Regions from separate parts of the Homo sapiens genome. Here region 1 is linked to region 2. A link is an interaction called in ENCODE POLR2A ChIA-PET data of the cell type or tissue named here. Cell type or tissue: PC-9. All regions are shown on one strand. Each heading gives the region's core, and the rest is flanking DNA. Links, peaks and the distances in the headings are about the cores only.

Evidence for each region. Peaks named below come from ENCODE experiments on the same cell type or tissue, not always from the same donor. Only the 100,000 strongest peaks of a DNase experiment are listed, where the experiment ranks them.
Region 1: POLR2A ChIA-PET joins it to region 2 with 14 read pairs; 3 of 35 experiments call an interaction of 5 or more read pairs at or near these places.

The regions. Positions count from the first base shown.
Region 1 is chr6:12,415,260-12,418,182 of GRCh38, reverse strand. No RefSeq gene overlaps it. Among named protein-coding and RNA genes, the nearest start is that of EDN1, 130 kb to the right of the region's middle. In PC-9, for the core only: no CTCF peak of the experiment used is centred there; no DNase peak of the experiment used is centred there.
Region 2 is chr6:12,322,704-12,325,626 of GRCh38, reverse strand. No RefSeq gene overlaps it. Among named protein-coding and RNA genes, the nearest start is that of EDN1, 34 kb to the right of the region's middle. In PC-9, for the core only: no CTCF peak of the experiment used is centred there; DNase peaks (open chromatin) are centred at 766 and 1,326; H3K4me3 peaks cover 1,511 bases; H3K27ac peaks cover 2,500 bases.

The sequences.
Region 1 (2,923 bases), core at 172-2,671, 93 kb before region 2:
CCCAGCTTGATTGAAGCATAATTAACAAATAAAAATTGTGTATATTTAAGGTGTAAGATGTGATGTTTTTATATACATATTCATCGTGAGGTGACTACCACCACAATCAAGCAAATTAGCGTATTTTTCAGCTCAGTCACCATTTGTGTGTGTGGTGTGAGAATACTTAGGATCTACCCTCTTGCTAGGATACAGTTCTGGAAAAGACCCTTTTTAATATGTCAGTTCAAGCAACAAATTGCTACAACATCCATGGGAAGCAATTTGATAACATATACTAGGAATATTTCAAAATGTCATGTCCTATGAGCCTGTAACTCCATTTCTATTTACTTATTCTAAAATACTAGTCAAGGAAGTGGACAAATATTAACATATCAATATATTCAGTCTAACTGTATTTAGAATACAAGAACAGAAAAGAAAAAATAATGAAATATGAGCAAGTTAAATATTGAACAGAGAAATTCTAAAATAAATTACTGTGTCCATAAAGCAAGAATTATGTAACCCTTAAGTATAACATCTGCAAAAAAAACTATTGATAAAAGTATTGAAAATATTGAAAAATATTGAGAATTATTTTAATATATAATGACATTGCTGAATTTAACCAAATGGTTAATTCTACATTCCAGTTTATCTATATTTAGGGATCAAGAAAGGTGTATTAGTTTCCTAGGGCTATTGTAACAAAGTGCCACAAACTGGGTGCTTTAAAACCACAGAAATCTGTTCTCCCACAGTTCTGGAGGCTAGAAGTGTGAAATCAAGATGTCTGTTCAGATATCCTCTCTCTGAAGCCTCTAGGGGAAGGTCCTTCTTTGCCTCTTCCAGCTCCTGTTAGCCTCTGGCATTCCTTGGCTTGTGACAGCATCATCCAGTCTCTGCCTTCATCTTCGCTTGGGCTTCTCCCCATGTTTCTGTGTCTTCACATGGCTGTCTTAGAAGAACATCAGTCATGTTGAATCAAGAGCCCAGCCTATTCCAATATGACTTCATTTTCACTAATTACATCAGCAATGACCCAATTTCCATAGAAGGTCACATTCTGAGGTACTAGGGCTTAAGACTTCAACATATCTTTTTTTTTGTTTTAGGGGGGGTCATGTAATTCAACTCATAAGGAAAGAAAAGATATATGATACAAGGTTTGCTTGTAGATCTTGGGTCATTGAAGAGGTGTGATAATAGACGTCTGTCCAGAGATGTCCTCAGTTACCTCTTGCTCTGTGTGAATCTGGATGGCAGCTGGCCCAGCTATCAAAAGACATCTAGTTCCCTCGGTAAGAGTCAGGTATCAATAATTGTAGTGCAACTGGACCAGCATTTTGCCTTATTTGGAATACTCGGCATCTCTGCTTATTAACATTTGACCCCTCAGTTATTTAGATAAGAAAGTAGGACCATGAATCTACTTTAATTACAAATCAAGAAAAGGATCCATATTTCTGCCTCTTACCCTTGTAAAACATGAAAAATTAGCACACATTTCTAGTACCATTTTACATTGTGAACTTTCCTTCCACACTGAAAAACTCAGCAAACCTAGAACCTTTCACATAAAGGAAACCATTCTGTAAACTCATATCCTACTTAAAGGTGATGGGGTGGTTAAAAACACAAGCCCACCCCTTGTTCCCCTTCCAGAGAAGAGAGAAGATCTAAAGTTGTCAGTAGTCTGAAGGGCCCATCAACTGGCCCAGAATTTACAAGGATCAAAATGGGTATTATTTTTGGCTGCTGTGATGTGAATGTTTATCCATCACATACAAGGTTAAAATGACCTGTATATATTTTTGAGAATGCCAAGAATGATGGTCTGGGCTGAATAAGAATGAGGGCAATGTTTTACAAAACACACTGAGACCTGAAATTTGTAAAAGCTCTTTTCTTTAGAAGGCATAGCACAAGTGGAGGTTTTCAGATAAATCATCTTACTGAATCTTTTCAAGGTAATAGTGTGCCAAAGTAATCGGCAAATATTTACTGAGTTCCCCTACCAAGCGTAATAGTCATATATTCAGTATGCTGCATACTGAAGAAGTCAGGGAACTTATTCATGCACTTTACAGACTCTTCTTTCTAAATATTTGAAGAATTACTTTTTCATTGTGTCCTCTTGAGATTACTTTGCCTCCAGTATCCCCTGTTTTGGGTAATACAGACCCATCTCCCAGGCTCTCAAATGAAAAAGCTTGTACAAAAACTTCAGAGCTTCCAAGACCCTTTATGCTCAGGCCCCCACTTCACTCAGATGTCTCATTTCCTTCCTACCCCTTCTCCCCTCACGTGGATGCTACAATCTACAGAATGCTTTGCCATTTCTAAAATAGGCCATGCCCTATGCCCATGCCTCTTCCCAATCCCTCTGCTTAGAATAACCACCCTTTTTTATGCCCAAGGGGGAAAAAGCTTAACTATCCATTAAAATGCAACTTAAGTATTACATCTCTGTAAAACTTTTCTCCAGAATTAGTCATCATTTTTTTAAAATGTCATACATTTTAGAATATATCTAAGTAAAAAGGAAGTCTTCCATCAGTTTCTCTGATCTCCAGTCCCATTCCCAGGAGATAACTATTTTTGACCTTTTTGTGTTTAGATCTGTTGTTTATTGCCACATTTCTAAGTAAAGTTGATTTGTCAGCATTCAGCTTTTCTTTTTCATTTATCCAACTCGGTATTTACTCTGAAGACTTTGATACTATTACAACTTCTACTTCTTAGATTATTTCTTCCCCTCATTGTCTCTCTTCTCACTTTTGAAATGTTTACTAAACAGGTGTTGGATTTACTGAATTCATCTTTCAATTCTCATCATTTTTTAAATTTTGCACATTTCTATCTTCCTGTTTTTTCCAGTCCTTCTCTTAATTTTCAAAAATTTAATCATCATATTTTATTTTTCAAGGATACTTTT
Region 2 (2,923 bases), core at 154-2,653:
GCTTCATCTTGACATATATAATGCCAAGCATTAAATTCGGGTTTGTTGATATTACCACGTATTTTTTTAAATAATACCAAGGAACCTCAATAAATGGTCACTGGATTCCCTGGTAGGTAGAATAGAAGCCATGTGAGGGGTAAGGGCTGGATCCAATTTATCTTTGCATTCCCCAGACCAATCTTGCACACTGCCTGTCTCACGGCAGGTGTCTTCTGAGTGAATGAAGAAACCATCCCTTGTGCGTTTCCTTCAGGCTGGCTTTATTTTGCAAATGGCAGAGAAATAATGACGCATCATATTTTTTAAGACAGCCAGGGAATAAAATCTCACAATTTTCTTTAGTCTTAACATCCAGGGCTTAGTAATTCTTCCTGCTGGGAGTCTATTCCTCTCTTCTGAGTCTCAGCAGCTACTATATGTTTAAAAATTGTCATATTGTTACCCCATTCCCAGTCCTTTGTCTTAAACCACTTAAAAAAGAAATGCTTGTAATTCCACCAGAAAAATCCTAATTAGATGCTTAGCTTCTGAAACAAAGGCTTAATGAGTGAGGTCTTGTTCCACCCCCAGGGTGTTGACAAGGTCCCTCCTCATCTGTGAGTCTCCCACCATGAGCTGGCAGGACTCCTACCACCCAGAAAGTGATAGACCTACTCACTTTAGAGGCCTTGCCCCTAGGGGTAATACAAACTAAGAAGGCAGCAGAAGGCAGGGCCCCCTCAAAGCAATGAGATAACCTACCAGCCTGTGGGGAGGGGTTCCTTCCCTGTATTTCCTAACCACATCCTTTGTTGGAGGCACAAAGGAGAGAGATGAAGCCTCAGTTAGTTATTTGAAGTGCTCAGCTTTTACCTACTGACCTTATCTGTGTGATAATTATATAGTAACAGCTCAAAGCGCAAATACTCACTGAATCCTTCACCAGAGAAAGACCAGTATGGAGGAAATAATACTTTGCAATAGAAGATAATTATTGATTTGGGCTTCATTCTCTATTGATGAGCTCAGCATCCCTAAGTCCAGGTCTTATGAGTAATAAACAGAAAATTATTCCTCCTTGTTTTACAACAGAGCAGGTACACCACGATGAACATAGGTTCTGGCCTTTTGATTTAGAGATTGCCTCCTTCAAACTCAGAATCATACAGTTCTGTTTGCCAGTCTGGGTTTTCTGCTGACAAAAGGTGCTACAAGGACAGCAAATAAAGTCTGTAGTCTCCTTAGGTTAACGTAACAAATGCCATGTTCATGAGTCACAGCTGGGACACACCTAGTTCCTGAGCTCCAGAGAAACCAGACACTAGGCACTGTGTGTCTTCACTTTGTTGTACTTGCACAAACTGACTTCACCGGATATCGAGTTTTTCCTCTTTGACTTATATGGTCACTAAGAGGACCTCACTCACAGAAACCTAAATCAGAGGCAAATAGGAGGAGCATCACTGTAGCAGATGAAGCTAGCTGGGCTATTACTGCAGGATGTGCTTGATGGGAACAGGCCTGTGCTCTGAATATTCACCTTTCCCCTCAACCAGAACTCTTTCTTTTTTTTTTTTTTTTTTTTTTTTGAGGCAGAGTCTCGCTCTGTCACCCAGGCTGGAGTGCAGTGGCGCTATCTCGGCTCACTGCAAGCTCCGCCTCCTGCGTTCACGCCATTCTCCTGCCTCAGCCTCCCGAGTAGCTGGGACTGCAGGTGCCCGCCACCACGCCCCGCTAATTTTGTTGTATTATTAGTAGAGACGGGGTTTCACCGTGTTAGCCAGGATGGTCTCTATCTCCTGACCTCGTGATCCGCCCGCCTCGGCCTCCCAAAGTGCTGGGATTACAGGCGTGAGCCACCGCGCCCAGCTCAACCAGAACTCTTAACACTATAGTAATCTTAAGAAAGAGTTCTAAATCTCATGAAGCCAGGGGAAAAACCTGATGGAGAAAAAAGGGGGGTGATTATTCTAACATAATCCTATGTTAGAAAGATTAGTGAAAAGATGAAGAAAATACATTTCATCCATTTTTGTGGTTTTCAATATTAATTTGTCTAAAAAGCTTTTTAGAGAAAAGGGAAAAGTGCTGGAACTTTCTCATACAACTCAGAGCACAAATATATATGCCCACAAAGACACACATAGTTAAATTGTCTGAATCAGAATATATTTGAAAAACATTTCCTCACTAATTATTCAACCCTTAGTGTAAGAGCCTCAGGACTCAAGCATCATAATAAATCATCCACTAGGATATCTGCATCAGATAACTAGGGCAGAAATAAAAGCCAACAACTCACATCAGCCTAACTCATAGTCCATTTCTTTCGGAGTAAATTGTTTGTTAAGATTTGCATCTTGTCCCCAAAATGATTCTGGAAACTATACATTTCTGTTGATAATTGGTAAAATTAAAAATACTGAGTTTCAGTACATGATCGAAATTTATTAATCAAGATTATAGCAGACTTGCTTGTCTATCTTTTTCCTTTTCCAAATTTCAAACAGTGTTTAAGGCTATGCTTTCAGAATAACCATAATCACAAACATTGATCCGTATTTAATAATTCAAGGTATACACATTTTTTTAAGCATGCCCCAGGAAAGAAGTTTTTCAAAGGCAAAGTCCATGCTGTAGTCAATATATTATCTCAGGGCTCAACAATATGCCTCATGGTAGCTGGCCAGTAACAAATGTAGAAACAAATGGATAGTTTTGAAAGCACACCCAAACTAAGTGAGGAGATACTTCAACTAGTTAATTTCAAAGAGCAAAATATGAGTATATTAACTCATGGGACCATGTGGCACATATTTCAAATGCTCTAGTTTTTTGACAAGTAGTGGAGTGCTCAGGAAAAGGCTTCATAGATGAGGCCTGCCAGAGAGCAGGTGGCATCTTCAACTGATTCACTGAATCATTCACTCACTCTTTCATT